Regions from separate parts of the Homo sapiens genome. Here region 2 is linked to region 1. Evidence: read pairs that join two places in POLR2A ChIA-PET (ENCODE). Cell type or tissue: PC-9. All regions are shown on one strand. Links, peaks and the distances in the headings refer to the core of each region. The heading gives the core; the rest is flanking DNA. Region 1 overlaps ADAM17 (ADAM metallopeptidase domain 17). Region 2 overlaps HPCAL1 (hippocalcin like 1).

Region 1 (15,312 bases), core at 7,219-11,218:
GGGCTTCATGATTGTTGTCTGGGGTGAAAGTGAAGCCATTTTGGCATCTGCAGAGCACTTTGGAGACCCCGACCTAAGAAGTAACTATGCTCAGTTTTCCCTAAGCCTCTTCTTTTTTTGATAACTTCAGGAGGTCTGGAAAATGACCGCAGTTTTAGAGCTCCTGATAAAACCCTCAGCCTTAAAAGGGAGTTATCCTAGTGGTTCTGTACTCCAGGGTGGGAAGGTAGTGTAGAGACTTTTTGAGACACTGGTCTTGCTGGTTGATGAAAATGTTTAGGTAACAATTGGGGATTTAATTTATATAAAATGTACTATTATGCCTATTACTAAGCTCAAATATTTAAACAACTTTAAACTTGGATCATCCATATAAGTAGCCAAAGAAGGAGAAGAAACCCCTTCTCCTGCATTTCTGAATTGTTTTGTCTGGGACAACATTAACCTACAGAGGTTCTTAATTCTTGTCACTGCATGAGTGGCATGCCTGAGGTGAGGAGATTTCAAGTCTGATGGAGCTACGAGCTCTCTGTTGTGCTATTCTGCTTGTCCTTAAGTGGGCTTTGACTGGGATGTTTGGTCTCAGTATTTGTATAGCTTGCTTACCTTCGTAAGAAGAATTATAGATCCTTAACCAAGTTCACATCAGCCATTTAGCATTCTATGGAGGGAGGTTCCCAGTTCCATATCAGTGGCCTTTGGAGGAGACTGTGGTGGCCTTGCCATAACTCCAGGGTGGCTCTGATGGTGGTTTTACATTAAGAGTTTGTCTCTAGAGAAGACACAAACATTGCATGGGAATACATTTTTATGATATTATTTTGGGTCCTTATTGCCTTTTTTCTCTCAAGATGTTTTCAAACTGCAGTAAACAATCAATCTATAAGACCATTGAAAGTAAGGCCCAGGAGTGTTTTCAAGAACGCAGCAATAAAGTTTGTGGGAACTCGAGGGTGGATGAAGGAGAAGAGTGTGATCCTGGCATCATGTATCTGAACAACGACACCTGCTGCAACAGCGACTGCACGTTGAAGGAAGGTGTCCAGTGCAGGTGAGGAGTCTCTCCACAGGGATTTTGGGAAGTTGGTATAACAAGATGTCCAAAATAAGAGAAGACTGAACTTGCAGGGGCTTTAGAATCAACTGAAAGGGGTGTGAGTGTGTTTGTTTACATCTACCTCTTTTGCCCTTCACAGCAAGAAATTGCTTTCTGGGCCTGGCACGGTGGCTCACTCCTGTCATCCCAGCACTCTGGGAGGCTGAGGTGGGAGAAATGCTTGAGAACAGCCTGGGCAACATAGTGAGACACTATCTCTTAAAAAACAAAAAACAAATAAGAAAAGAAGAAGCTTTCTGGAAAGCAGTGTGACATTATGTAACAAAATCCTTGACCTTGCATGCTCCTTGGTTTAGCAGTCCTATAGTTAAAAGAATCTTTTTTTTTTTTTTTTTTCCTGAGACAGAGTCTTGCTCTGTCGCCAGGCTGGAGTGCAGTGGCGCGATCTTGGCTTACTGCAATCTTTGTCTCCCGGGTTCAAGTGATTCCCCTGCCTTAGCCTCCTGAGTAGTGGGACTACAGGCACGCACCACCATGCCCGGCTAATTTTTTGTATTAGTAGAGACGAGGTTTCACTACGGTGGCCAGGATGGTCTCCAACTCCTGACCTTGTGATCCATCCACCTTGGCCTCCCAAAGTGCTGGGATTACAGGTGTGAGGCACCGTGCCTGGCAAAATAATCTTTTTTATTTAATTTAATTTATTTATTTATTTTGAGACGGCGTCTCGCTCTGTTGCCAGGCTGGAGTGCAGTGGCGCGATCTCAGCGCACTGCAATCTCCGCCTCCCAGGTTCAAGCGATTCCCCTGCCTCAGCCTCCCCAATAACTGGGACTACAGGTACGCACCATCACGCCTGGCTGATTTTTTGTATTTTAGTAGAGACGGAGTTTTAGCATGTTGGCCAGGATGGTCTCGATCTCCTGACTTCATGATCTGCCCACCTTGGCCTCCCAAAGTGCTGGGATTACAGAGGGGAGCCACCGTGCCTGGCCTTTATTTTCTTTTTGAGACAGGGTCTCAGTCTGTTGCCCAAGATGGAGTGCAGTGGCATGATCATGGCTCACTGCAGCCTCAACCTCCCAGGCTCAATCAGTCCTTCCACCTCAGCCTCCCGGATAGACAGGACTACAGGTGTGTGCCACCTGGCTAATTTTTTTTGTATTTTTTATAGAGATGGGGTTTTGCCATGTTGCCCAAGCTTGTTGTAAAGTCCTGGGCTCAAGTGATCCACCCTTCTAAGCCTCCTAAAGTGTGGAGATTCTAGGTATGAGGCACCATGCCTGGCCCAAATAATCTTTTATTTCTTTTTTTTTTTTTTTGAGACGGAGTCTTGCTCTGTCGCCCAGGCTGGAGTGCAGTGGCGTGATCTTGGCTCACTGCAACCTCCGCCTCCTGGGTTCAAGCCATTCCCCTGCCTCAGCCTCCCCAGTAGCTGGGATTACAGTGTGCACCACCACGCCCAGCTAATTTTTGTGTTTTTAGTAGAGATGGGGTTTCACCATGTTGGCCAGGCTGGTCTCGAACTCCTGACTTCGTGATCTGCCTGCCTCAGCCTCCCAAAGTGTTGGGATTACAGGCGTGAGCCACTGCTCCTGGCTGCCCAAAGAATCTTTTGGGCAACAGAGATAAGATTTAACAAGGGTATAAGATTTAACAAGGTTTTTTTATGGCTACATCCTAATAGCAAAATTTTGGAAACAATCAAAATGACAGTCTTGGGATATGAATGTTATCATGATTCTATATACTGGAATAGTGTGGAGGAAGTAGGTTACAAGTTAGAAAGTTACCCAGGTTTTCATTTTTTATATACACTGATAGACCAGTGCCTGGCTTAGAAGTAAAAGGGTTAAACTTCAGTTTTCTGGTGAATAATTGAGATTTAACTGGATACAGTGCATATTAACGCTGTAAATACTGATGGGGAGTAGAGTTCTGGCTGCCGAGTGTCTTAGCTATGGATTGCCTTGTGGCCCCACCTTGTCTTTTTTTTTTTTCCTTGTCTTTTTTTTTTTTTTTGAGAGAGTCTCGCCCTGTTGACCAGGCTGGAGTGCAGTGGCGCGATCTTGGCTCACCGCAACCTCTGCCTTCCAGGTTCAAGCTATTCTCCTGCCTTAGCCTCCCGAGTAGCTGGGATTACAGGCATGTAGCACCATGCCCGGCTAATTTTTTGTATCTTTAGTAGAGACGGAGTTTCACCATGTTGGCCAGGCTGGTCTCAAACCCCTAACCTCGTGGTCCACCTGCCTCATCTTTTTTTTTTTTTTTTTTTTTTTTGAGACAGAATTTCTCTCTTGTTGCCTAGGCTGGAGTGCAGTGGTGCGATCTCGGCTCACTGCAACCTCTGTCTCCGGGGTCCAGGCGATTCTCCTGCCTCAGCCTTCTAAGTAGCTGGGATTACAGGAGCGCACCACCACGCCCAGCTAATTTTTGTATTTTTAGTAGAGATGGGGTTTCACCATGTTGGCCAGGCTCATCTCGAACTCTCCTGACCTCAGGTGATCCACCCACCTCGGCCTCCCAAAGTGTTGGGTTGGGATTATAGGTGTGAGCCACCTCGCCCAGCCCATCTTGTCTTTTTTAAATTAATGCGTTAAATGAATGAAAACCAAGGGCACCAAGATGTTTCACAGGTGATTGCTGTGTTCCCATTCTTTTCTCCTATAGTGTGGCATTTATGTGACCTCACGCACATTAGGAAGGGACAAAGTGTGTGCAGGTAGCTCTAGCAGCGGAGATGTCTGATGATGTAGGAGTGGGTGACGGAGCCAGGAGGTCTTCCCCGGTGATCTTCAGGTCACTGTAACGTAACTGTAGCGTTTGATTTGATATGGGGCCATAATTTGAATTGCTCTGTTCCTGTCTGCTGTTCTTCTCCAGTGACAGGAACAGTCCTTGCTGTAAAAACTGTCAGTTTGAGACTGCCCAGAAGAAGTGCCAGGAGGCGATTAATGCTACTTGCAAAGGCGTGTCCTACTGCACAGGTTCGTGTTCTTGTTGCTTCCTTGGAATGCTGTGGGTCAAGTGTGTGTGTGTCTTTGAAAAACAAGATTATGTTTTGTTCAGATGAGAGACACCTTATTTTTAATCTCATATGCCGGGTTGAGTTTCTGGCACTCCTTAGTTTGTGACACTTGGCTTTGGTGGGTTTAAGACCTGTTTCTATTTCTCTTTCATTTCCATCACTCTCCTCTTTCTCCTCACAGACATCCACTCTACTGTGGTTAATATTTGCCTGGATATGTGTATATCCTTGAAAGATCATATAGTGTTATTTTGTGCATGTATGTGTTTTTAATGTGCCAAAATGATATTCTACCTTAAATTTACTTTTAAAAAATTCAGTATCATGTTTTAAAGAATTACCCATATTGTGCTACAGATAATATAACAAGGTTTTTAATGGCTACATCCTAATAGCAAAATTTTGGAAACAATCAAAATGACAATCTTGGGATAATGAATGTTATCATGAATCTATGCACTGGAATAGTGTGGAGGAAGCAGGATACAAGTTAGAAGGGTAACCAGTTTTTCTATATGTATCTATATGTATTTCACTGTTGGGGACACCTACATATTGTTTAGTTATATGATTGGCTGTGTTTTACTTACAAGTCACCAAGTGGTAGCTACTTCCATTGCCTTCATCCCCTTGATATTCCAGATAGGACACAGATCACATCCTCCTACGTCCCTTCAGGAACCTGTGTGTTTCTCTGGGTACTGAGGAGTGTCATTGTGTAGTCACAGAGGCAGGATGTGCTGGTCTCTAGAGCACCACTGCTAGGTTGCCTGTGTCTGAGGACTCCTTATCCTGACGTTCTGGCCAACGCTTGGAATTACCCTGCTGTCCTATTAGCATGATGAGTATAAAGTAATCTCTTGTTCTTACTTTTTTTTTTAACAGCCCTTGTCCTAATGCACTTACTTACATTTTTCTTGAGCATCTCTTTATATTTTTCAGCTATTCAGATTTCTCCTGTGAATAGCCAGTTCATATATTTGGTTCATTTTTTAAAAATTGGGTTTCATGTTATTTCACTACTGTGAATTTGGAGGAGTTCTTATGTAATCATCCATTTGGGCATACGTCTCCTATCTGTTGCCATTCTCAGAACAGAAATCTTTAACGTAATCAAATCCATCATTTTGTTGTGTGTGTGTATTTTTTAAACACATGGTTCAGAAAAGCCATGGCGGATGGTTAAAAAGATATTTTCCACAGCTGCTTCTATTAGCTTCATAAGTTGTCCTTTTACATTCAGGACTTGAATCTTTCTGGAGCTAACCTTTCCAGGTGTCCAGTATCTTTTGTTCGGTCAATTGTTGCTTTAAAAATTTCAAAGCTATGTTATTACTAGGTATATAAACGGACATATCTCTACATCTTTATCTGCTGTTCCTTACCAGTATATAATGTTCCTTTTTTACCCTTGCGATGTTTTTTGACTTAAATTGTCAAAAAGCAATATTCAGTTTGCTATTCTAGTTTTTTTGTTCCTCTGATATATCTATCTGTCCCATTCTTATATTTTTCAAAATTTGTCTCTCTTGGTTGGTTGGTTTGATTTTGTAATAGCTTTATTGATACATAATTCACACTCATGTAGTTTGCCCATTTAAAGTGTACAGTTTAATGATTTTTAGTATATTCAGATTTATGCAGTCATCACAATTAATTTTAGAACATTTACATTACTCCAGAAAGAAACCCTGTATCCTTTAGCTATGATCCTCCAATCCCCCCATTCCCCACAACTCAGAGCAACCACTAACCACCCTATTCTTTATGGAGTTGTCTGTTTTGAACATTTCATATAAATGGAATTATACAATATGGTTTCGTGACCACATATTGTATGACTGGCTTCTTTCACTGAACATAGCATTTTTAAGGTTCATGTATGTTGTAGCATGTATCAGTACTTCATGTACTTTTATTGCTGGGTAAATTCCATTGCATGGATATGCCACATTTTGTTTATTCATTCATTGGTTGATAGACATTTGGGTTGCTTCCACTTTTTTGCTATAACAAATAATGCTGCTGTGAACATTTATCTATGAGTTTTTGTGTGGACAGTTCCTTTGGATATTATTCAGGAATAGAATTTCTGGGTCATGTGGTAACTATGCTTAATCTTTTGAGGAGCTGTCAGACTGTTTTCCAAAATGGCTACACCATTTTACAGTCTCAGCAGCATTGTATGAGGGTCCCAGCTTCTCCATATCCTCACCAACACTTGTTATCTTTTTTATTGTAACTATCCTAGGTTTTGTGATAAGGATGCAAACAGAAAGCTGGAGGTCTTCAGGGACCTAGTGAATGAAGTTGTGTCCTATTTTGGCTTGATTTTGGTTTTCCGTGTGCATAGTATGACATGTTGCCCATGTTTTTATCTTTTGGGATCTGTCACTATCACATTACTTTGCCAAATGTTAGGAACCTGATGGCCCGGCACAGTGGCTCACACCTGTAATCCTAGCACTTTGGGAGGCCGAGGTGGGCAGATCACGAGATCAGGAGATCGAGACCATCCTGGCTAACACGGTGAAACCCTGTGTCTACTAAAAGATACAAAAAATTAGCTGGGCGTGGTGGCGGGCGCCTGTAGTCCCAGCTACTTGGGAGGCTGAGGCAGGAGAATGGCGTGAACCCGGGAGGCGGAGCTTGCAGTGAGCCGAGATCACGCCACTGCACTCCAGCCTGGGCAACAGAGCAAGACTCCATCTCAAAAAAAAACCAAAAAAACAAATGTTAGGAACCTGAATATCTAAATCAAGCTTTAAAGAAGCATTTGCTAGCTATGCTCAATGTTTCATCTTCACTGTAATAATAAAATAGATTGAGAAAAATGCTTTCTTTTAAATAAACGTAAGTAAAACAATTTGAAAACGTTTGTTCTTATCAAACAGCCTTTTGTTCCCTTGATATTTTATACAAAATAGTAGATAGCAGAGGATAAGTTCCTGATAAGGAATCAGTATTTTCTAGCAGGAAAAGCTAGAGAACAACAACCTCAAAAAAAAAAAAAAAAAAGAAGAAGAAAGAAAAAAAGCAATTAGCATTTCACAACCAGCAGCAGCAGCATCACCTGGGAGCTTATTAGAAATGGAAATTGTCAGTCCCCTCCCTGGATCTACTGCATCAAAAAATGTGGGAAGGGAGGCCAGCAGTCTGTGCTGTGTAACCTTCTGTCAGGTGATTTCCATGCATGCTAAACTTTGGGGACCATGCTAGATAGATGATACCATTTTCAGAATTATTTTCCTACCTGTCTAATACTCTGACTTTAGTCTTTTAAGAACAGATGCTCAACAGATATTTATTGAGCATTTTTTAATGTATCAGGGCAGTATCATATACCAAAAATACAATAATGATCCACAATATAAACCTTCCCTGAGCTCACTGGACATCATACTTTCAGTAATAGTTTGTTAAATGACTGTTGACATGATGAATGCCCAGTGCTCATGAAAGGTTTTATGAGAACCAGAGGCAAAGTGCCTGGTTATCTGTTGGGTACTTAATAAACCATCACTTTTGTTTGAAACTGGCCAGATTTTCTGTACATTTTGTGTTACTGCTCTGAAACCCTCTAAGTCAGAATTCTTTTGATTGGCTTCATTCTTCAGCTGAAAGGCCAGTCCAGAGCTGTGGATATATAGTCCATTGCTTTCATAAAGTGTTTTTTTTCTCCTCCTCTATTTGTGTTGACTTTTAGCTACTTGTGCTATTCATTTTCCAGAATGATTCACTCATTCCATCCTGTCTCTCCCAGTTTAACTTTCTTTGGTGGGTTTTCTTTGGCATTATTGGCCTGGGCACAGTGGCTCATGCCTATCATTCCAGCACTTGGAAGGCCAAGGTGGGAGGATCCCTTGAGCCCAGCAGTTTTACACCAGCATGGTCAACACAGGGAGATCTCGTCTCTCAAAAAAAAAGAAAGAAAATTAGCCAGGTATGGTGGCGTACGCCTGAAATCCTAGGTACTTGTGAGGCTGAGGCAGGAGGATTGCCGGAACCTAGGAGTTTGAGGCTGCAGTAAGCTATGATCACACCCCTGCCTTCCAGCCTGGGTGACAGACTGAGACCCTGTCTCAAAAGAAAAATAAAAAGAATAATTGATTTATTTAAGAAATATTTGTAGTATACCTATAATATGATAGGGATTGGAGATAACTTAATAGATTTGATCATTGCTGTCATGGGGCTTTCCAGTCTAGTAGAGGGAAAACAGAAAATAACATTAAATATATATATATAAATTGCAAAACATATGCAATGAAGGAGAGAAGGAGTGTGATAGTGCATAATGGAAGTGGGAGGCCACATCAACTTAGCATCCTCAGGGATATCTCAGAAAACCTTTGAGACAAAACTTAATCCATAAGAAAAGCCAGCTAATTGCCCCAAAAGAGTGGAAACACCAGCATTCCAGGTAGAAGGAATAGTATCTGTTAATATTGAAGGAACTGAATGGAGGTTGTCATAGCCAAAGCAGTGGGCTGTGGGAGAGTTGTGTGCGATGAAGTCAGGGCCAGATAGGGAAGGCCGTGGAGTTCTTTTAAGCCTTCATACAAAGTTTGCAATTTATTCTAAGTAATAGCACATAGGATATTCTTTTATATATGACTGTGAGATGCAGAAGTGGAGACCATGCATTCTAACTGGGGCTTGGGAGGCCAGGGACTCATGCAGCCTAGCCTGGCACATAGCCAGGCACTCCCATTTAAATGCTGATTGCTGGTGAGATGCAGGCTCTTGTCCTAGCTCTGTAGGTCACTTTTTGCTTTTGCAAGGTAAGATGCTCACTTGTATGAGAAACAGCGTATTATGCACCTGTAGAACTGGTGGACCTGTGACTCATTCTTTTTGTTATGACTGGTGTTTGCTTCCAGGTAATAGCAGTGAGTGCCCGCCTCCAGGAAATGCTGAAGATGACACTGTTTGCTTGGATCTTGGCAAGTGTAAGGATGGGAAATGCATCCCTTTCTGCGAGAGGGAACAGCAGCTGGAGTCCTGTGCATGTAATGGTGAGCAGTTTTATTCCCAGTCCAGCAGCAGGAGAAAACATGGCCTTTGTCTGCCAGGCTCCCTTCCTCCATTTGGAGGTTGTGCGAATGACAGCAGTGGTGAGATCCAAGCCGAGGATGAGGGGATGGGGAAGGGCAGGGTGGTGTCTGGAGACAGGCATCTCTGCATGCAGATCCACCATACCTGGGAGACCTATCCTGTTGGTGTTTCTTCTTGCTGCAGTTTCAGGCCATATGGCAGGCTTTGAGGTGGGAGAGGAGGGAATTTTGTTGGGGGTGAGTGGGTGGGTAGGTAGAGGTGTGTCCTAGCCTTCCTCTGCTCCATATCATACAAACCACAAAAGCAGCAGTAGCTATCTACATTACATTGGCATGGAACTAGGATACTCCTGCAACAACTCCACCAGAGAGAGCTGATTCCAGGACCTAACCCCACTAGATGAGGATTTTTGCAGTTATCAAGAAGGCTGGGTCTGCTCCCCTCTGATCTCTTAGAGCAGCCTGGGGCAGGAGCCTCTCTCCTGCTGGCCTGTCAGTTTTCCTTAGGTTTCTGTGCTATTTTGGAACCCCTGGGTTTGAGGGCATCCTCATGGACTGGTCAGGGACTGGCTGGACTCTGCTTCCCACCCCACTTAAACCATGGGAGTCGATGAGGGAGTTCTCTTGCTTTCAAAATAGACAGAGAGCCAGGTGTGGTGACTCACACCTGTAATCCCATCACTTTGGGAGGCCGAGGTGGGCAGATCACTTGAGGTCAGGAGTTTGAGAGCAGCTTGGTCAACATGGCAAAACGCTGTCTCTACTAAAAATAAAAAAAATTAGCCGGGTGTGGTAGCGTACACCTGTAATCCCAGCTGCTAGGGAGGCTGAGGCAGGAGAATTGCTTGAACCCAGGGGGCGGAGGTTGCTGTGAGCTGAGATTGCGCCGCTACACTCTAGCCTGGGCAACAGAGCGAGACTCCATTTCAAATAAATAAATAAATAAGTAAAAAATAAAATAAATAAAAGACAAAGAACCCGGTAGTTAAATAAAATCACTGGGTTGGAAGCTCACCATCCATACAGTGGAGTGAGGAACTCTTCCAAGTTCAATAATGTGTAGGTAAAGAAGATAGGTTGAGGGCAGTGTCTCACATCTATAATCCCAGCACTTTGGGAGGCCAAGGTGGGTGGATCACTTGAGCTCAGGAGTTGTTTGAGACCAGCCTGGGCAACATTGTGAAACCTCACCTCTTAAAAAAAAAAAAAAAAAAGGTAACACGTAGCAGATGCCAAATAAATCTGTTGTGTTGAATGCCAAGAGGCTTGGGGTGCTCTGGAAGGACAGAGCCCGACACAGTAAAAGTCCAAGAAATATTTTATAAATTAGTGAATGATGAAAAGGTTTTCTTTTTTTTTTTTTGAGATGGAGTCTCACTCTCGCCCAGGCTGGAGTGCAGTGGCGCGATCTCAGGTCACCGCAGCCTCCGCCTCCCGGGTTCAAGTGATTCTCGTGCCTCAGCCTCCTGAGTAGCTGGGACTACAGGCAAGCACCACCACATCTGGCTAATTTTTTTTATTTTTAGTAGAGATGGGGTCTTGCCATGTTGGCCAGGCTGTTCTCGAACTCCTGGCCTCAAGTGATCTGTCCGCCTTGGCCTCCCAAAGTGCTGGGATTACAAGCGAGAGCCACTGCTCCCGGCCTTTTCTGAAAAGGTTTTCTTTTTGCTTGTTTTTGTGTTCTAGTTGATTTCTTTTTCTCCTAAGTATGGTTTAATTTTCTGGCATTTCTGCCATTCTTATGTATGCCCACATGGCTCACAGATGCCCGGTGTTTTATCCTGTGACCTGTCAGAGCTGTTCTTGGGAGGAGTTGTGGAGCTTTGGCTGCAGGGCTCATGCTCCTGGGGTCACTGAGCTCCCCACCCAAGGGTGGACAGTTGTGTCCCAGCTGCTCTCGCTTTCAGGGAGCCAGTGTGGGCCCTGAGGGGCACACTTTAGACTGAAAAACCAAGGATTGAAGTCAGCAGGGTGACAAGAAAGTTGGGACAAAGGGAAGCATTTAGAAGAGCATTGTGAGGGGCTTGAAGGGGAGAGAATAGTTAGACTTTGAAGAGAGGTCTTGAATCTAGAATGGATTTTTCTCTGCATTTTTTTTTAAACCTTGTGGCCTCTGTCACTGAAGGCTGAGGAGTGTGACCTCAGAAACTACTCCTTGGTGGGGGCTATGGATAGTATTAGCTATTTAAATAAAAAATAAATGTGATTTCTTACCTCTTTGGGAGCATGGTCAGGGAGGAAAGAGGAGGCAGGAGGAGAGGCAGGTCTCAGAACAATCCAGCTGTCAATGCGTGTTCTCTGTTCCAGAAACTGACAACTCCTGCAAGGTGTGCTGCAGGGACCTTTCTGGCCGCTGTGTGCCCTATGTCGATGCTGAACAAAAGAACTTATTTTTGAGGAAAGGAAAGCCCTGTACAGTAGGATTTTGTGACATGAATGTGAGTATTTATGTACAGCTTTTTCTGTAACAGCCAGATAGGAAGTTTTTATTTTGTAAGTACTTGATTTTGCAGATGAAAACAAATCAAAACACAAGTGGGGCTACATCCTTCTGGCCCATTGTTATCTACGGGTATTACTTAGGAGGAGAAGACGGAGTGCTTTCAGGTCCCTGCCTGTAGTTTCCTTCTGTGGTGGGAGGCTTTGAGCCCAGAGACTGAGAAGGACTGGGGTGGGGACTTTATGGTAAAGTTGGTTGGTTTCAGGCAGTGGGTCCTAATTATGTTTTCCTAGATTACTTACAGAACTGACTAAGATTGCAAAATTATTCAGGGTGTGATTTTGAAACAGGTGCTGAATGAGTAGGAAAGACCTAGAAGGCTGCTTGACTTACTTAAGCCAGACCCTTTTGTTCTCTAGAGAAGCATAATTTTTCTCATGCAGAATGATGGGAGAGGGTTTTAAGATTTACGAGGCTTCACAGGGAGTCTGGCTGTGTTGTTCACTGTCCACTGTGTATGTGTAGAGTCCTTACTGGAATGCCTCATCTTTAGCAAACTGGTTTCCTTGATTTTTGTCTCCTGGTAATTCTAAATCACTTGTAAAAATGGAGTAATTATGAAAGTGTTAATGACAGATGTTCTACTTTCTTGGGTACTCATTACGCGGAAGTTATTGCCTTGTGTCAAAGATGGGAAAACGTTTGATTTTAATGAAGCCCTTTACATGTCAGTTATTTTTATAAAGCTACATTGCTTCTGAATACATTGTGTTTGGGAATGATGCTGTATGTATGTTTTTTCTTCATAGGGCAAATGTGAGAAACGAGTACAGGATGTAATTGAACGATTTTGGGATTTCATTGACCAGCTGAGCATCAATACTTTTGGTAGGTGATTTCCCCAGATTACTTACTGAGAGCTGAGTCAATTTCTGTGATGACATTAGAAAAGTGTGCTTTCAGAGTGATGTGCTTTAATTCTGCAGTAGAAGGTGGAACTATTCACAGCTTTAGTTATGAAACAACTTTGTTGGCTAGAATAAAATGAACTCATAGATAGTCTGTCCCCGTGGAGCTTGGATGCACAGATTTTCTGACAAGGGAAATAAAGTCAAAATACTGGCTTCCTTCTTTACCCAAAAATATCCATGTGATTAGCATAAGCATAGTTTAATGCTATAGACTGAATCCTGATTGATGTAAGAGTGTTTATTTGACTGAATGCTATATACTGAATCCTGCTTGATGTAAAAGTGAGCCTCATATTTTGCAGAAGCAGGGTATATCATGTTGTCACGAGTCCATAATTTAATCACAAAAATAATATCCAGGTAACAAAAACTTTGTCTTCTTAAGCATTTACTAGTAGTAGCATTCCATATTAATCTGTTGACACAGCTACTCCAGGTAACATGTTGAATATTCTGCAATCTCTTCCTGTCAGCCAGTATATGAGGGCTATTTCTTTAAAAGCACTTGGTATGGAGAGATGGTGTGGTGTAATACAGGCAGCACAGACATTCTGCTCTCGGTAGTATGTCTAGCCAGCAGCTCTGGCATTTGACACAATGGTAATATCCTAAGAGCATTTCACTTTAGATTTGTGAAGTACTTGGTCAAGACATTAACTGTTTGGAATTGTTCACAGGAAAGTTTTTAGCAGACAACATCGTTGGGTCTGTCCTGGTTTTCTCCTTGATATTTTGGATTCCTTTCAGCATTCTTGTCCATTGTGTGGTAAGTCATCAACTTTTAAGTAATTAAATGTTTTATTTAAATTTTGATCAACTCCAACCATGTAATCTCTGGAAAAGGTAAAACTTGTTCTTAGCAAAGTTTGGCCTGATATTTCCAATAGCTTTTTTTGTTGTTATTCCTAGGGGAACATGTCTTGTAGAAAGCTTAACTAATGGTCTTTTAAAAAAAATACTATTTTTGTGTGTTGGTGTTTTAATATATAAATTTCTTAGGAATTTTATACTTTTAAGCATAGGAGACTGTTTAACTGGATTTGTCCAGGTCCTTTGATGAGTAAAGCCCTTATTGAAGAGCATTTTCAGGCTGACTTCGTTGCAATAGAGCAAATATCAAACATCGGCATTTCAGATGTTCCCCATATATCATGTAGATTATTGGCAGCAGATGGCTATGTCTTCAGCCTTCTGCACAAATAGGATGTAGGGACTGGGGCCCAGCTGTCATATAGAGTATTTACATCTTCCCCAAAAAATAAGAGTAAGCAGTCTTTTCTGTTCTCATTCAGAATCAGTAACAGCTACAAGTTGAATTGGGCTTTGACTAAGGAACTCCTGGTCCTTTATAAATTTGAGGCCCTTTTTCATAAATGTTCTTACGAATCCATTCACTTGCATCTGTGGGGAATGGGGATTTGTCTGCTGTAGAGATGAGAAAGTCACACCCAGGCTTCCAGACTTGTTTTCCCAAACTCTTTCATAGTGGCCTTCCTATGAGCATTTAAAAATTCCAGCACAACTCTGATGACAAAGGAGTTTTTCCTACTGCCTCCTTCCTTTCCTTTCCTGCTGGCTTCTCCTGCCTAGGGGCCATCTCACAGAGCAGCTCTTCCTCAGGGTGGTGAGCATGATGGGTATAGGAAGATCTCTAGGGAGCACTTGTGCTGAAGAAAGCTGAAGGTGACGTGCTTGAAGCTTTGACAGATGTCTCTGGATGACAGTGCCATCCATCACGATTGCTTCTATTGGAGGATGGAACCTATTTTGTTTACAGGGAAGTTGCACATGTGGACAAGGCACGACCCTTGATTTCAGAGCAAAGCCTCCGATAGGAGGGAGGGCCATGGCTTGTTTTTGGTCATAGAATGCATTGATGGCACCCAGACAGGAAGCCTAGTCCTGGATTCTTGGTCCTTGCCCTCTGTCACCTATTATGCTTCAGCCACAGGCAGGGATGGGGCAGCAGATGGCCATGTGGTTAGCCTTCTGCAGAAGTAGGATGTAGGGATTGAGGCCCAGTTCCTCCAGCAGAGCATGGTCCACAGAAACTGTGGAGACAGCTAAGAGAGTGAGGCCATGGGCCGGGGCAGTGCGAAGAATGCTGCAGGCCCAGCCACCTGGGTCTTCCTACCAGTTGCCCTTCCAGTCAGTGCGGTCCTGGTGTACCCAGCATCTGGGACATTTGTCATTTCATGCACAGGAAGATGCCTTTATTATTCCCCTGCCCACAGAGGGATAAATTTCTCAGAAAACATAGCACTTAAACCTTGCCTCTTTCTGTACTTAACGCCAAAATGTATTTCCTTTGAGTGCAAAGGAAACACTTCTAGACTGGTGGCATAACTAAAGCTTGGGTGAGAAATGGATTGTCATCTGTTGAGCCTGCTATCACTTTCTACAACTCAGGTTCTAAGTTCTTCAGTTAGTGTTAGGAATAGCCTGTGATGAAATAGTACTCACTAACTGAATTGTATTTGTAGGGAATGACCTTCTTGCTGTTTCTTTCTAGGATAAGAAATTGGATAAACAGTATGAATCTCTGTCTCTGTTTCACCCCAGTGTAAGTATACCATATGAAAGAAACATAATCTTCGCCTGGTCTGAGGCCCTGTTAGGCAAAGACCTTCACCTGACCCAGCAAGAGCTTTCACTGGCTGATGGAAGGTCATGTTGCAGCAGGAAGGGTCTAGGTTGGAATGTTTACCCTTCTGACAACAGTGATGGTGAACTTCGATTAGTTGCATGGATGGACATTT
Region 2 (15,312 bases), core at 3,894-7,893, 850 kb before region 1:
CAAACATAAACCCTACTGGGAAATCAGTTCTTAAGAGAGAGAGATTTAAGACTAGAACGGAAAAGTTTTAGCAGAGCGTAGGTGGGAATCAAGGTGTCTTCTCTCTCTTGAGAAGGGGCTACAAAGGGATGGGGAAGGGAAAAAGGAAGTGAGGTCCCAAACAGGCGAAAGGAAAGCAAGAACCTCCCTCACCAGAACAGTGAGATGGGGAGAGGGAAGGTGAGTGGGAGGTATATGGATAGGCAGAACACTTGCGGTTCACACACCATACAATTCACATATTTAAATTCAATGGTTGGCTGTGTAATCCCAGCACTTTGGGAGACTGAGGCAGATGGATCACTTGAGGTCAGGAGTTTGCGACCAGCCTGGCCAATAAGGCAAAACTCCTTCTCTACTAAAAATACAAAAATTAGCCAGGTGTGGTGGTACGCACCTGTAATCCCAGCTACTTGGGAGGTTGAGGCATGAGAATCTCTTGAACCCAGGAGGTGGAGGTTGCAGTGAGCTGAGATCGCGCCACTGCACTCCAGCCTGGGCAAGAGTGAGACTCCGTCAAAAAAAAAAAAAGAAAGAAAGAAAGAAGGAAGGAAGGAAGGAACTCAATGGTGACACAACTGTGCAACCATCGCTTATCACCATGATCAATTTTGTAAAGAATCACTGCCCCCTTTTTCAGACAGGGAGAATTTTGCCCTTTATTTGTTTGTTTGTTTTATATTTGAGACAGGGTGTTGCTCTGTCACCCAGGCTGGAGTGCAGTGGCACGATCATGGCTCACTGCAACCTCAACCTCCTGGGCTCAAACAATCTTCCCACCTCAGCCTCCCAAGTAGCTGGGACCACAGGCACACACCACCACACCTGGCTAATTTTTTTCTTTTTAGTAGAGACAGAGGTCTCGCCATGTTGCCCAGGCTGATCTGGAACTCCTGAGCTCAAGCAGTCCTCCTGACTCAGCCTCCCAAAGTGCAATGATTATTGGCATGAGCCATGGCACCTGACCAGAACATTTTTATCTTCCCCAAAAGAAACCATGTACCCATTCACTGCCACTCCCCATTTCCCCTCAGCCTCCCAGTCCCAGCCCCAGGCAACAACTAATCTGCTTTCTGTCTCTACAGATTTGCCTATTCTGGACATTTCACATAGATGGAATCGTATTATATGTGGTCTTTTGTGACTGGCTTCATTCACTTAGCATATCTTTTCAAGGTTGGTCCATGTTGTAGCATGAATCTCAACTTCATTCCTTTTACTGCTCAGTGATATTCCATTGTATGGATAGACTACATTTTGTTTATCCATTCATCAGTTGATGGACATTTTGGTCATTTTCACTTTCTGGCTGCTGTGAATAATGCTGCTGTAAACATTTATGTGTAAGTTTTCATTTCTCTTTCATTCTTATATGCCTAGGAGTACAACTGCTAGGTCATATGGTAACTCTAGATTTAAGCTTTTGAGGAACTGCCAGGCTGTTTTCTGAAGAGGCTGCACCATTTTCATCCTACCAACAGCGTATGAGGGTTCCACCTTCTCCATTTCCTCATCTCCGCTGGAGTTTATAGGACTTTTTGATTCTAGCAGTCTTACTGGATATATCGCTGTTGTTTTCATGTGCATTTCCCTCGTGACTAATGATGTTGAGCATCTTGTCATGTGCTTCTTGGCCACTTGTATATCTTTGGAGAAACGTCTATTCAAGTCCCTTGCCCATTTTTTAACTGGGTTGTCTTGTATTATTGAGTTGTAAGAGTTCTTTATATATTCTAGATGCAAGTCTAGAATCTATACAATTCGCAAATATTTTCTCCTATTCTGTGAGCTGTCTCTTCACTTTCTTGACGGTATTCTTTGAGGCACAGGTGTTTTAAATTTTGGCTGGGTGTGGTGGCTTACTAGCACTTGGGAGGCTGAGGCAGATGGATCGCTTGAGCCCAGGAGTTCGAGACCAGCCAAGGCAATATGGTGAGATCCTGTCTCTACAAAAAATACAAAAATTAGCCAGGCATGGTGGCATGCACCTAATAGTCCCACCTACTCAGGAGGCTGAGGTGGGGGGATTGCTTGAGCCCAAGAAGCAGTAAGCCATGATCATGCCACTGCACTCCAGCCTGGGCAACAGAGCAAGACCCTGCCTCAAAAAAAAAAAAAAAAAAGGACATAGATTTTTAAAAGGCCAGAAGAAAGCAGACTTCATTAGCTGCTTCCCCTAATTGCCCCTGGACTATGGGGCATGCTCTGTCCCCTTCTGGGTGCATAGAGCATGTGGGAACCTTCGGGCAGGTGCACTCTGAGCCCACCAAGACTCAGTTACGTTTGTTTCCAAACCTGCTTATACCAGTAGTACTTATGTAATTACCAAAGTTAATTAAATTTTATGCAAACCCTCAGAAGAGGAATTAAAAGGAGTTGGTTTTATGAAACAGAGTTGAATGTTTGGGGGAAGATGGCTGTTCAATTAGGCATGAACAAAATAACTGTATAATATCAGTGGTATATGAAATCGGCAAGGATTTGGTGCTAGTTCCTACATTACTTGACAGAAACAGAAACTGAGAATCTCAGAAAATGCATTAACAGTGTGGATAGTGCAAAAAAGACATATCAGGACAGAAGCCAGTGGACCCATAATCCAAGAGAGGTCTTGGCCCTGTATCAAGAGATGGGGAATAAATGCATTTTTATATGAAAATGAAACGTTTTATGTCAAAACGAAATGCTCAATATGTCTATATCTTTTTTTTTTTTTTTTTTTTTTTTTTTTTTTTTTTTTGAGACAGAGTCTTGCTCTGTCACCCAGGCTGGAGTGCAGTGGCATGATCTCGGATCACTGCAAGCTCCGCCTCCCAGGTTCACGCCATTCTCCTGCCTCAGCCTCCTGAGTAGCTGGGACTACAGGTGCCCGCCACCACGCCCAGCTAATTTTTTGTATATTTAGTAGAGACAGGGTTTCACCGTGTTAGCCAGGATGGTCTCTCCTGACCTCATGATCCACCCGCCTCAGCCTCCCAAAGTGCTGCGATTACAGGTGTGAGCCACCGTGCCCGGCGTCTATATCATTTTTATGATCCCCTCTTTAATAATCTTTTTCAATTACCCAACTCCCTGCCAGGTCAGATAATACTGGAAAAGCAGGCTTCTTACAAGCACTCAAATAGAAGAGTGGCTACCTGGGCAGGGGTGACAAAATATTATTTTTTGTCTCCTTCTTACCTCTTAGTATGTTTGAGACGTTCTAATAAGTATGGATGACTTTTATGGTAGAGAACAAGTATGTAAAATTTATTTTTGAAGATTCAGATTCCATTACCGCCTGTTAATAAAGGGAAGAAATTTGGAAACGCTGCACTGCCGTGGCCAGCATTGTTAACTGCAGCCAAGAACATGCCCCTGTGCCACAAAGATAAACAAGCAGGAAATGTGCAAAAGGAACAACATAAAACAATAAGACCATCAGGCTCAAATGCGTGGCTACTTTAATTGAAAGCTAGTAAAACGCTGAAATAGATGCTGAATGTGATTGAATTCAGACAGGCCCTTTCCTGAGCTCTTTGGTTAAAGCTACTGGGCACCGTGAGAGGCAGACATACTTTTGGAAAGCCAGGCTGCTGGACTAAATGGGTTCAACGAACATCATACCAGACAAATCTGGATTTCCCAGGAGAAGGCCAGAATCCAGAGTTTTGTTTTGTTTCTTGAGACAGAGTCTCACTCTGTCGCTCAGGCTGGAGTGCAGTGGTGGGATCAGAGCCCATTGCAGCCTCAGACTCCTGGGCTCAAGTGATCTTCCCACCTCAGCCTCCCAAGTAGCTGGGACTGTAGATGCACATCACCCTGCCTGGCTAATTTATATATATATATATTTTTTTTTTTTTGTAGAGACAGGATCTTGCTATGCTACCCAGGCTGGGCAAATACTCCTGGGCTCAAGCGATCCCCCCACCTTGGTCTCCCAAAGCACTGGGATTACAGGTGTGAACCACCACAGCTGGCCCAGAGTTTTTTCTGTTGTTGTTTTTTGTTTTTTGAGATGGAGTCTTGCTCTGTCGTGCAGGCTGGAGTGCAGTGGAGCGATCTCGGCTCACTGCAACCTCCGCCTCTTGAGTTCAAGTGATTCTCCTGCCTCAGCCTCCCGAGTAGCTGGGATTACAGGTGTGTACCACCATGCCCAGCTAATTTTTGTATTTTTAGTAGAGATGAGGTTTCACCATGTTGGCAGGCTGGTCTTGAACTCCTGATCTTAGGTGAACTGCCCACCTTGGCCTCCCAAAGTGCTGGGATTACAGGCATGAGCCACTGTGCCCGGGCTGGCCCCTAGTATTTTTAAAGAAACACAATGTCACTGCTCTGATGTGTACAAAATAAGTGATTAAGAGGTCCGTCTCACTGACCCTAAATCCCTGCCCCCTTGAACTTGATCTTGCTTTTATATCCCCACCATGCTAGGCTTACAGTAGGTATCTAATCACTGTGTTAAAGCATGAACAAATGCAAGCTTAAGAGTGACTTATGAAGATACCAATCTTTCTCCTGTAAACCAGGGCTTCTGAAATGGTCCTTCTACAGCACTCCTCCCCTCCCCCATTCCCACGCTGCATTTTCTTATGTTTGAGACACAGTTTGCTAAACCCAACCTTGTCTGAATTAATGAGGACACAGAAGTGAAGGGTTTGGGGAGCTAAACATTAAACCGATTTGGCCCATACTCCGTGCCAGGCTTCATACTGGATCCCCGTGAAACACAGGAAGCCTCAGAAAATGCCCAACCCCGCCCCGCAGACACAGTGCCATGGGAAAGGCTGCTGCTGGAGTGTTTAAACCTGTGAGGAACAGCACCAGAAAGGCCCAGACAGCCAGAGCGGGGCCTGAAGGAAAAGCAGGGTGGGTGCTGAGGACAGACACCCACAGATCAGCTCCTGGGACCCCAGGGTGGCAGGAGGCACTTCCAAAGGAGAAGTAGTGGGTGTGGCCATTTTAAACCTCTTTCCTCCTCCCCACGCCCACCTTTGCCCCACCGTGGTCCACATCTGGGGCTGGAACTTAGGCGAAGTGACCATTATCAGGCGCTGGGGGGCACATTTTATACCATCAGGAAATTCCTGTGAGCCAAGTCAGTCCCAGCACATGGGCCTTCCCTGAAGGCCCTGCTCCCCATGAGACTCTGAGACAGGGCTCTGCCTGGTGTGGATGACAGGCTCAGAAAAGGGTGGGCCGGGGGCTGGGTGACCAAGCCAACGACGGAAGGAGCAAGTTGTTCTAAAGAACAGGCGCCCACCGTATGGGTCACGGATGCCAGGGAGGCAGACACTCCCTCTCACTGAGGCCGGCCTGTGTGTCAGGCTGAACTCCAGCACCTGCGGGGGGCGGGGGCGGTGCGGGGCTCTCTAGAGACTTCTGAAAGTGAATCCCAGTAATGTCAAACTCATCTATGAGCACTCTGCTCCTCTGAGGATGAAAACAGTTCGCACCACTCTGCAAACAAATATAAATCCCTTAGAAACTAATCTGGGTGGGTGGGTGGGGTGGTGGGGATGACAAGAGGAACAAATGTTTAAAATCTAACATCCTCCAGGGTGGTCCTGACCCCAGTTAGAAGGAGAGAGAAGGAAGAGGGTGGGGGGAGGGAGCCAGGGCCTGTCTGTGCTGGGGAGGGAGCAGTGGAGGAGCACAAAGACATGGAGAAGGAAGGGGAGGAAGGGGAGAGAAGTGAGAAGCTCTCACAGTCTCGTTTTTGTACTATCATGGTGAAAACACAGTACACTTCATTCTGTTTGATGATGCCAACGCCTGCTACTGGAAAACACTCTCCTTGCACATCATATCCATAAATAAATGCCAGTCCCGGGTCTGTGGGTCTCAGCCTGGTAGACCGGTTATGTCAACTGGACAGTGCTTTTAATGGACCATTTATAGCCTGACTGGCTCACAACAAAAATGCCTGCACGGAGACCTAGAGGGTTAAACATCTCTTTAAGACAGAACTGCCTCCCAATTGAAAGAGGAAAAAAGCCACAGAGGGGACTGGGGCCAGGCAGACAAAGTTAACATTTGAGGATGAGGGAGCACCTCCCCCAAGACTCCACAGCCAAGCCCTGAATGAGGCACGTGGGCTGTGATGGGGTCAGTCCCATTCCATCCCCTCCCAATTCTGGCATGAGGGCTTCTCCCACCATATCCCCAGAGCCTCGAGACAGAATACCAGGAGGCTCCCCATGGCCCCCACAACATCAGCAGTCACTGCTGCTCCCCAACTTTCTCCCCGTCACCCCCCCTCAAAGAAGGACATGAGTGCAGCTGTGCTAGTGTCCTACTGGGAGGCCACCAGCCCCTGATGGACCAAGGGGGGTCTGAGGACCCCAAGGCATTGCACATAAGTGTTTGCATGCATACACACACACACACAGCCTGGCTCTCTCACACATACACAGACACACACACCCCCAGGGCACACACTCAGACACACCCACACACTCACACTTCCACTTATTCCCACAATTGTTCTTCCTGGTTTGGATCAACAGACCATCTGTGTGCTTGTGTGACTTAGGAAATCTTCCAAAATACGGCAAAAGTTCGCAGTCCTTGCCCCTTTTGTGGTGGGGGAGGGGCGTCATAAATAGTTTTCTAGTTTCTTTATATTTTCTATTTTACAGTGAACATGCATGTATCACTTTTATATTCAGAAAAAGTTAAAACACAAAATTTTTAAAAGTTTTTCTGGATGGGTGCAGTGGCTTATGCCTATAATCCTAGCACTTTGGGAGGCTGAAGTGAGAGGATCGCTTAAGCCCAAGAGTTCGAGACCAGCCCAGGCAGCATAGCAAGACCCTGTCTCTACAAAAAATACAAAAATTAGCTGGGTGTGGTGGCTCACACCTGTAGTCCCAGCTTCTTGGGAGGCTGAGGTGGGAGAATCGCTTGGGCCTGGGAAGTCAAGGTTGCAGTAGGCCAAGATTGTGCCACCACTCCAGCCTGGGTGACAGCAAGACCCTGTCTCAAAAAAAAAAAAAAGTTTTTCTAGGACAAATAATAAATAGTACCACAGTAGGTCACATTCATCTCATCTTGACCCACACAACAGCACTGTGAAGTAGTGCTTCCATTTTACAAATGAAGAAACCCAGGATAAGGGAACTTGAAAGCCGCCCAAGGTCACCCAGCTAGCAAGTGGCAAAAACGCAGAGTACAGTATTATCACTCCTGGGAAAAAGGTTCCTCTAGTCTGTCCCAAAGACGGAGAGAGAGACACACACAGAGAGACAGAAAGAAAGAGACAGACAGACAGGCAGGCACAGAGATAGAGAGATTGAAACAGAGAGAGCAAGACAGACAGAAACAGAGACAGACACATACAGAGACAGAGACAGACACACAGAGAGAGGCAGAAAGAGACTGCAAGACAGGCACAGAGAGAGACAGAAAGAGAGAGAGAGAGAAACAGACACATAGAGAGAGGCAGAAAGAGACTGAAAGGCACAGAGAGAGAGACACACAGAAAAAGAGAGAGAGATGGACACATAGAGAGAGGCAGAAAGAGACTGAAAGGCACAGAGAGAGAGACACACAGAGAGAAAGAGAAACGGACACATAGAGAGAGGCAGAAAGAGACTGAAAGGCACAGAGAGAGACACACACAGAAAGAGAGAGACAGAGACAGACACAGAGAGAGAAGCAGAAAGAGACAGAAAGTCAGGCACAGAGAGAGACACACACAGAAAGAGGGAGAGAGAAACAGACACATAGAGACAGACAGACAGACACAGAGAAAGAGACAGAGACAGAGCAAGTCCTGGGAGGAAGGGAAGGGGGAGCAGAGTACTGTGGAGTGTGGGACGCCCGTCTTACTCATTTGATTATAAAATATTTCTGAGCTGCCAGATGGTATAATAGTGGCTGCAGATGCCCCGATAGCTTTTCTTCATTTCTTTGCACAGGGCTCCATTTCAGGGCCTGAAGAGTGATATCTAAGAAGCTATTCTGGAGTTCCATAAAGACAATCACTATACAACTATGGAATCGCCGCTTGGTGCATGCGCTTAACAGATGTGCACTGGTTCTGGCTTCCTGGATAAACGGGCCTTATGCTAATCGTGAGGCACCTAGCGGCACTTCGGGGCCCCCCTTGCTGGCACATGGCCTGCTCAGGCAGGGATGGGATCTGGGCTTGTTACGTAATTAATCCTTGGCTCAGGGCTGCTGCACACCCCACACAGACGCTGGTCGAAGTGATGCCTATGGGGAAAGCAAGCATCAAAGACCACGTCCCCAGGGTCCTCTGAGCCAGGAGCGGCCGAGACTTCGAGATCAAAGCTGTAGGGTTAATGAGTTCACTGCAGTCCTCAACCGTCTGCTTGTTTTGTTCTGGCTTTTTCGTGTTGTGTTTTGTTTAGTTTTTAATAAGGGAGTCTTCATCCCTGCTCCTTCGACAGCTCAGTAACCCAGTTAGAAAGCAACAGCTCTGTGCAGGATGCACCACACAGCCGCCGGTACTCCTGCCGGGTCTGAAGCCAGCGTTCTCTATATCCCAAGAGGTGCAGCCTCCCAGGAGGCATGGAGGCCCAAGCCTCACTCCAGAACTGCTTGCTTGGGAAGCGCACAGCCATGGGCCATGTGTTCATCCCTGAGGCCTGCCCCCTCTTCTCTTTCTGCCCTCATCTCTCCTCTCTCCCCTCAGCCCTGAGCCACGCCCAGCACAAGAGAACAGCAGAAAGACTTTCTATGCCATCTGCCACTGATCTAAAAGTCCCTTCGCAAGGATGAGTTTTGTTTCTGCTCTTAAAATTTAGCCTGGTTTCAGCCTGATCTCTTGGACTTGGCATTGGCCACGGTCAATCCAGTGTCTGCAGTCAAAGCAGTGGCAGCTTGCAAACCCATATAGTGGAGGTCCCACCTAAAGCCATGCCCACCCTAAAAATCCTCCAGACTTCAAGAAACCTCCAAGTTCAGAAGCAAAAGAAAGGAAGACCCAGGGAACAGCAGGAATCACTTGCATGGAAGTCTGTGGACAAACTAGGCTGGCTCACCTGCCTGCCTATGCAAACACCCACCTCCCACCCGGGAGTCCTGGAGGGAGATATGGTGCTATCAGTCCTTCACATGCTAGTGAGAATTAGCATCATCTTGCTCCTAGAAGAGAGTCATTACTCCGAGGATTGAGATCAGCCTTCTCAGCAGAGTGGCAGGGGAAGAGGAGATAAGTAATTTGAATGTGGTGTGTTTTATGGGGACGGGGCAGGCCTCCATGGTGTGCTAGAGGTCCAGGGTCCCAGGAGAGGGGTGATGGGGCTATTTACCAACTACCATGGAAGTTATTTTAATATTGTGACAGTGCACGGCTTGCCAGTGCATACCCACTGCACATCAGAGCTGCGGGCCCACTTGGAAACACACAGGGCCTGGAGCTGGGGAAGGACCCCTACTCTACACACACATCCAGAGGCACATTGAGTTTAAAACTTGCAACAGCTGGCAGGGCACTGATATCCCACACAGAAGACAGAAGCTTCAAACCAGCACTGGCCATCTCCAAAGCCAGGCCCCAGGGAGCAACATCCTGTCCAAAAAGGGGCCGGGGGAAGGCAGCGGGGAGAGGTACCAACTGCCACCCACAGGCCATAGCCTTGGTCTTCAGCCATGAGATGGACAGAAGAAGAGAATCCTCAGAGGCCGGCCAGAGCATCCTGCGTAGCTACTGGAGGGCAGCTGGCCCAACCGGGAACAGATTGTGCCTCTCTTTGCCCAGGAGTCCGGCTGGGTGACAAAACAAAACTCAACGAGAAAGAATGAGAGTCATGAGAGGGAGCTCAGAGCACAGTGCAAACACACGGGGTTCCTCCAGCCAGCACCTCTGCACATGCTGTTCCCTAGGCCTGGAATGCTTTCACCTCAATTTCCTCCCCTGCCAAAAGTCTGGCATCCTGCAAAGTCCAGCACAAGCCCCGCTCCCTGGGAGTCCCCTCCCACCCTCCCCCAGGCTGGGCTGATCAGTCCTCCTTGGAGCTACGTTGTTTCTGCACGCCTCCCTTTCAGGCTGCGCGCTGGAGGCACGGACTGCACATGTGGCTATATCCCAGGACCCAGACTGACTGGCCTCGCACAGAAGCAGGGCTGTGGCATTCCAGGGACACTTCCACAAAGAATGCAGTGTGCCCCTGGAGGCGGGCGAGGCAGGGTCCCCACCTCGGCCTGTTGCTTATTCAACAGGTTAATGATAACCACTCAGCAAGGAAAAATCTGTCTTAAATCCCACAAACGCTCCATCTAAATGAAACGGGGAGCAAAGCTTTATTATTATTATTATTATTTTTACAGACAAGGTCCACTCTGTCACCAGGCTGGAGCACAGCGGCACAATCAGAGCTCACTGTAGCCTCAACCTCCTGGGCTCAAGTCATCCTTCCAACTTAGCCTCCCAAGTAGCTGGGACTACAGGAGCACACCACCACCACATCTGGCTAATTTAAAAAAAAAAAAAAAACTTTATCTAGAGACAGAGTCTCACTATGTTGCCCAGGCTGGCCTCAAAGCAATCCTCAAGTGATCCTCCCACTTTAGCCTCCTAAAGTGCTGGGATTACACGTGTGAGCCAGCACGCCCAGCCCAGAGAAACTTTGAAATAAAGGACTTCTTCAACCCCAAACTTGTAGATCTTTTCAAAACATTTGAATTTTTCCCGTGGTAATCAGGAAGGTATTGCTTTTAAGACAGTCACATCTCTTGGGAAGCGTTGGACCCAGCCAATGCCCACTCTCCTGCCCCCTTCCACCCTCTCTCGGGCAGCCTTGCAACATAACCTAGGCAGGAGGGAATCCCTCCCCACTTTAGAAAGGCCCACGGCTCGTGTTTAGGTTTCTGAAGTCCTTCAGCAGCTTTCTTGTGTTGAGGGGAGAGTTTCTGCTTAAAGACCCCCGTCTCTTCCCCCAAAGCCCCCACCCATTGGTCATTCCTGAGCCTACTATAAAGAAGGCCCTCAGTACCTCCATGCATACATTTGTGCCACAATTTGTTGTTGTTGTTGTTGCTTTTAAGATAAGGTCTTGCTCTGTTGCCCAGGCTGGAGTGCAGTGGCGCAATCATGACTCACTGCAGCCTCGACTTCCTGGGCTCAGGTGATCCTCCCGCTTCAGTCTCCCGAGTACAGGCATGCACCACCGTGTCTGGCTAATTTTTGTATTTTTTTGTAGAGATGGGGTTTCACCGTGTTGCCCAGGATGGTTTTGTACTCCTGGGCTCAAATGATCCGCCCACCTCAGCCTCCCAAAGTGCTAGGATTACAGGCACCCCAGCACCCCAGCACTGCACCCCAGCCCACAGTTTCTATCATAAATCTAGACCCTTGAGTAGTCAACCTAGGCTTTAAGAAAAATCGCGAAGGACAGCCAATTTAAAGCATAACTCCACAGAAAACCTGCCTCCAGACACATGAAGGGAGGTTAGTTCAGTGGCCATCACATGTAATTTATTCTGATTTTATTACATATCCAATATAGTATCTAGAATTTATAATGATATTCTATGAGGAAGGGAAAAAAGTGAAATAATTTAACCCAGAGAAGAGGAGTTTGAGAGTTAATTTCATGAACTCGGCATGAAGCATGATTATAAGAGTGCTGTCTTACCCGGAGGGCAGTAACAGGACAGGGATTCAGGAACAGGGGAGGACAGGCCCCAGGCGTGGGCTGGCTGGAAGGGCAGGGATATGGGGGAACTGCGGGGCCCTGCAGCCTGGAGACTTTCTTCTCCAACAGTGCTTAGGGATAAGACTCAGTCTGAAAGGAAGCCCTGATGTCTGAAGTGAGAGTTTGAAAGCAAAGCTTTGAGAGCAGCAAGCTTGGGGTTGCGTCCCAGCTCTGCCGCTTACAGACTGCGTGGCCCTGGAAAGTTCAGTCCCCTCTGAGCCTGCATCCCCATGGTGCCAACAGGTATGACACCCCCTCCTGGGATGTTCCTGCGCCCTCCTACAGATGACCTCTCAAAGCTACCTATTCCTACTATCTGAGGGATATTCTGAGTCATCCAACGTTAAAGGCACATTAATAACTAGAACATTCCACCACCAGTCCCTGGAAAACATGTTTATCAAGATAGTGGCACAGTTCTTAGCAACAGGTCCTACAATACTGTGGCTACACCTTACATGGTTAGAAAGCAGCCTAGACACTGCACACCAAGAAGCTCCAGTAATCAGTGAAGGAAGCATTGATATCTTTCCCGTTCAAGAAAGGTAACTGGGATCAGAGATGTTAAGCCGCTTCTCCAAAGCCACACAGCTGGTTGAGGGGCTGAAGTGCACCCTTGGGTCTATGTCTTCCTTCCGCTTTGTTGTGGGGAGGAGCCGAGGCAGGGATGGGGGAAGGCGGTGCAGGCACACCCCACCACTGAGGCCAAATGTTGAAGGCTCATACTATGAGAAGCAAGGTGATATCACAGGACCACAGATTTTACCAGATCAACAAAACCAAGTGAAAGAACTCATCCCAATGTCATGAAGCCCAGACTAACCAAGAATCCCCTCCCCATACCCCTCACATACACACCTGTGATGCCCAGTAGGACCACAGGGAGAGTGCTGGCTCCGCTGGGCGCACGCAGGGGCTCAGGCCTCAACGCACAGGAACCCCAGGAGGCCCACAAGCCTGGGGCCTCCGTTTCGCCAGCCCTGTTGCTACGTCCTGCCGGGCATGAACATGGCGAGCTATCTCCGAATCTTGCTGTGTAATCTTACATGCTCTGAGCCTCAATTTCCCCATCTGTAAAGCACAAATAAGAGGACCTACCTCATAGGATTGTTGTTTTTTAAACTTTTTACTGTAAAAGAGTTCAAATATGGCTGGGCGCGGTGGCTCACGCCTGTAATCCCAACACTTTGGGAGGCCAAGGCAGGCAGATGACTTGAGGTCAGGAGTTGAAGACCAGCCTGGCCAACATAGTGAAACTCTGTCTCTACTAAAAATACAAAAAAATTAATCAGGCATGAAATCCCGTCTCTACTAAAAATACAAAAATTAGCCGGGCATGGTGGCATGTGCCTGTAATCCCAGCTACTGGGGAGGCTGAGGCAGAGAATTGCTTAAACCCGGGAGGCGGAGGTTGCAGTGAGCCGAGATCGCACCACTGCACTCCAGCCTGGGTGACAGGTCTCAAAAAAAAAAAAAAATTAGGTGGGCATGGTGGCGCCCACCTGTAATCCCAGCTACTCCAGAGGCTGAGGCAGGAGAATCACTTGAACCCGGGAGGTGGAGGTTGCAGTGAGCCGAGATCATGCCACTGCCCTCCAGTCTGGGTGACACAGCGAGACCCTATCTCAAAAAAAATTTTTTTTTCAAATATACATAAAACAGAGAGATGAGTATAATGAATGATGGGCACCCATTCCTCAGCTTCGTGCAAACAAGTCCTGGCATGTGTGTCTGTCTGTGCCCTCACTCCCATCCTGCTGCTTCCTGGCAAACACATGGCAGCCACACATCCCTCCATCTCCAGCCACCTCAGTGCCACAGGGCTGCTTTGAGAATTAAATGAGATAACAGGAGTAAAGCACTTAGTTACAGTAGCAGGCAGGCAGTAAGTACTCAATAAACATTAGCTTGTATTCCATGTGATTATCAAATTAATGACCAAACCCCACCACTGCACCATGCTTCTGGCTGCCTCCATCTCTGCTTTTTCCTCTATCAAGTGGAGGCGACGCCACCTCTCCTGGACACTTTGTGGATACGCCTCAAAGCTCTACGGAATCCATGGAGGTGAGCTCTCCGACCTGCACCCTCCACGCACGTGGTGTCAAGGGGTCTTGCCAAGCTGACTCTGGGTGCATGTGGGGTCTGCACCATAACTCAGGACTGTGGCTTACTGACTTCATACATACCTGGTCACCAACACAGCACTGGGCACAGAGTAGGTGGCTGAACAATCACAGGTCCCGCTCCGTGACACCTGCCCCAGCCAAGTGACCCACCAACTTCATCTCACGGAGTCTCATGCCAACCCTACGAAGTAGGAATGATCCCTACTTCACAGATGGGAAGACTGAGACTCAACGAGGTTATGCAATCTATTTGAACACCACACAGCTGATATCCAGGCCGCACTGATCCAAAGTTCACACCCCATTCTCTTATGTTGCCTCCCAATAATTTGTCAATTTGCTTTGTGTGTTTTTAAGGGGTACGATTCAGTGATTTTCAGTTTATTATTCACCAGGTCCTACAGCCACCACCACTATCTAATTCCAGAACGCTTTTCATTACCCCCAGAAGAAACCCCGTGCCCCTTAGGAGTCGCTTCCCATCCCTCCTCCCCACTCCCTGCAATCACGAATCTATTTTCTGTCTCTTTAGAATTGCCTATTCTGCACCGCTCATGTACACAGAATGATAGAATATGTGGTCTTCTAAATGCGCCACTTCTAAAAAAGTCACTCTCCTTCATAAACAGCCACCTCTCTGCAGTTCTGTTGACTAACAGGATTTATGGAGCTCCCCTGACTTTCTCTAAAAATAGTAAATCCCCTCCCCAAGTCCAGTGATAGTCAGTGATACCTAAATACAGACTAAGCCGGCGCAGCCATGGCCGACCCATCCTCAGAGGGCAGGCTCGGAGGTACTGCCGGGAACATTGACAGAGACCATTCCTAAGAACCAGCCTGCACCTCCTGGGGGACTGAGAAACCAGCCACTGAGGACTGTGAAAAACGGGGCACAAGAGCAGGAAGGGAAGGTGGGAAGGAAGGGGCTGGGGGAAGATCTTAGCCACAGCCTCCAAAGGCCAGAGTGGAGGAGAAAGAGCCCAGAACAGAGCAGGGCCAGGGTCTACGCCTCATCCCCAGCTGTGCAGCCCAGAGCACATTTCTCAGCCTCTCTGAGCCTCAGGCACCTTGTCAGTGGAGGAGTGGAGAAGCACCTGCAACCCCACAGGGAGGCTGTGAGAAGTAAATAAAACGTGGAAATAATTTGAAAACTACCAAGCTAGATATGCTGTTATAGTCACGGTGGGCAACCGGGGAGCCAGGGACTATTTCTACCTAATAATATTGTTCTTCTTTTTTAAATGGTCATCAGGATGAATAATTACCTATAATTCACAGCAAATGCAGTGACAGTTAAAACCTAGCTGACATAATAAATAGTAAATACTTTACAAATATGCATATTCCTAATGTAGCAATTCTACTTGTAAGAATACGTGAGGAGGCACGAAGACACGAAAGGAGGGGGAGGCAACTGCTCATCACAGCACGTGGTGAGTGGTCTTGGCTCAAAATCCTCCCTCCCTGGCCTCCCTATGGGAGGGGTCTACTTCTAACCC

What was found. ChIA-PET counts read pairs that join two places held together with the same protein. Peaks named below come from ENCODE experiments on the same cell type or tissue, not always from the same donor. Only the 100,000 strongest peaks of a DNase experiment are listed, where the experiment ranks them.
Region 2: POLR2A ChIA-PET joins it to region 1 with 11 read pairs; 1 of 35 experiments calls an interaction of 5 or more read pairs at or near these places.

What each region holds. Positions count from the first base shown.
Region 1 is chr2:9,490,905-9,506,216 of GRCh38, reverse strand. ADAM17 (ADAM metallopeptidase domain 17) reads left to right here. Exons shown (of 19, transcript NM_003183.6): 12 at 852-1,051; 13 at 3,941-4,044; 14 at 8,969-9,103; 15 at 11,450-11,580; 16 at 12,392-12,470; 17 at 13,231-13,319; 18 at 15,066-15,116. It also overlaps a transcript of IAH1 not described here. Among named protein-coding and RNA genes, the nearest start is that of IAH1, 24 kb to the right of the region's middle. In PC-9, for the core only: no CTCF peak of the experiment used is centred there; a DNase peak (open chromatin) is centred at 8,936; H3K27ac peaks cover 436 bases.
Region 2 is chr2:10,337,170-10,352,481 of GRCh38, reverse strand. All of the region lies in intron 1 of HPCAL1 (hippocalcin like 1), which reads right to left. Among named protein-coding and RNA genes, the nearest start is that of HPCAL1, 42 kb to the right of the region's middle. RefSeq lists an enhancer at 7,837-8,337. In PC-9, for the core only: no CTCF peak of the experiment used is centred there; no DNase peak of the experiment used is centred there; H3K27ac peaks cover 723 bases.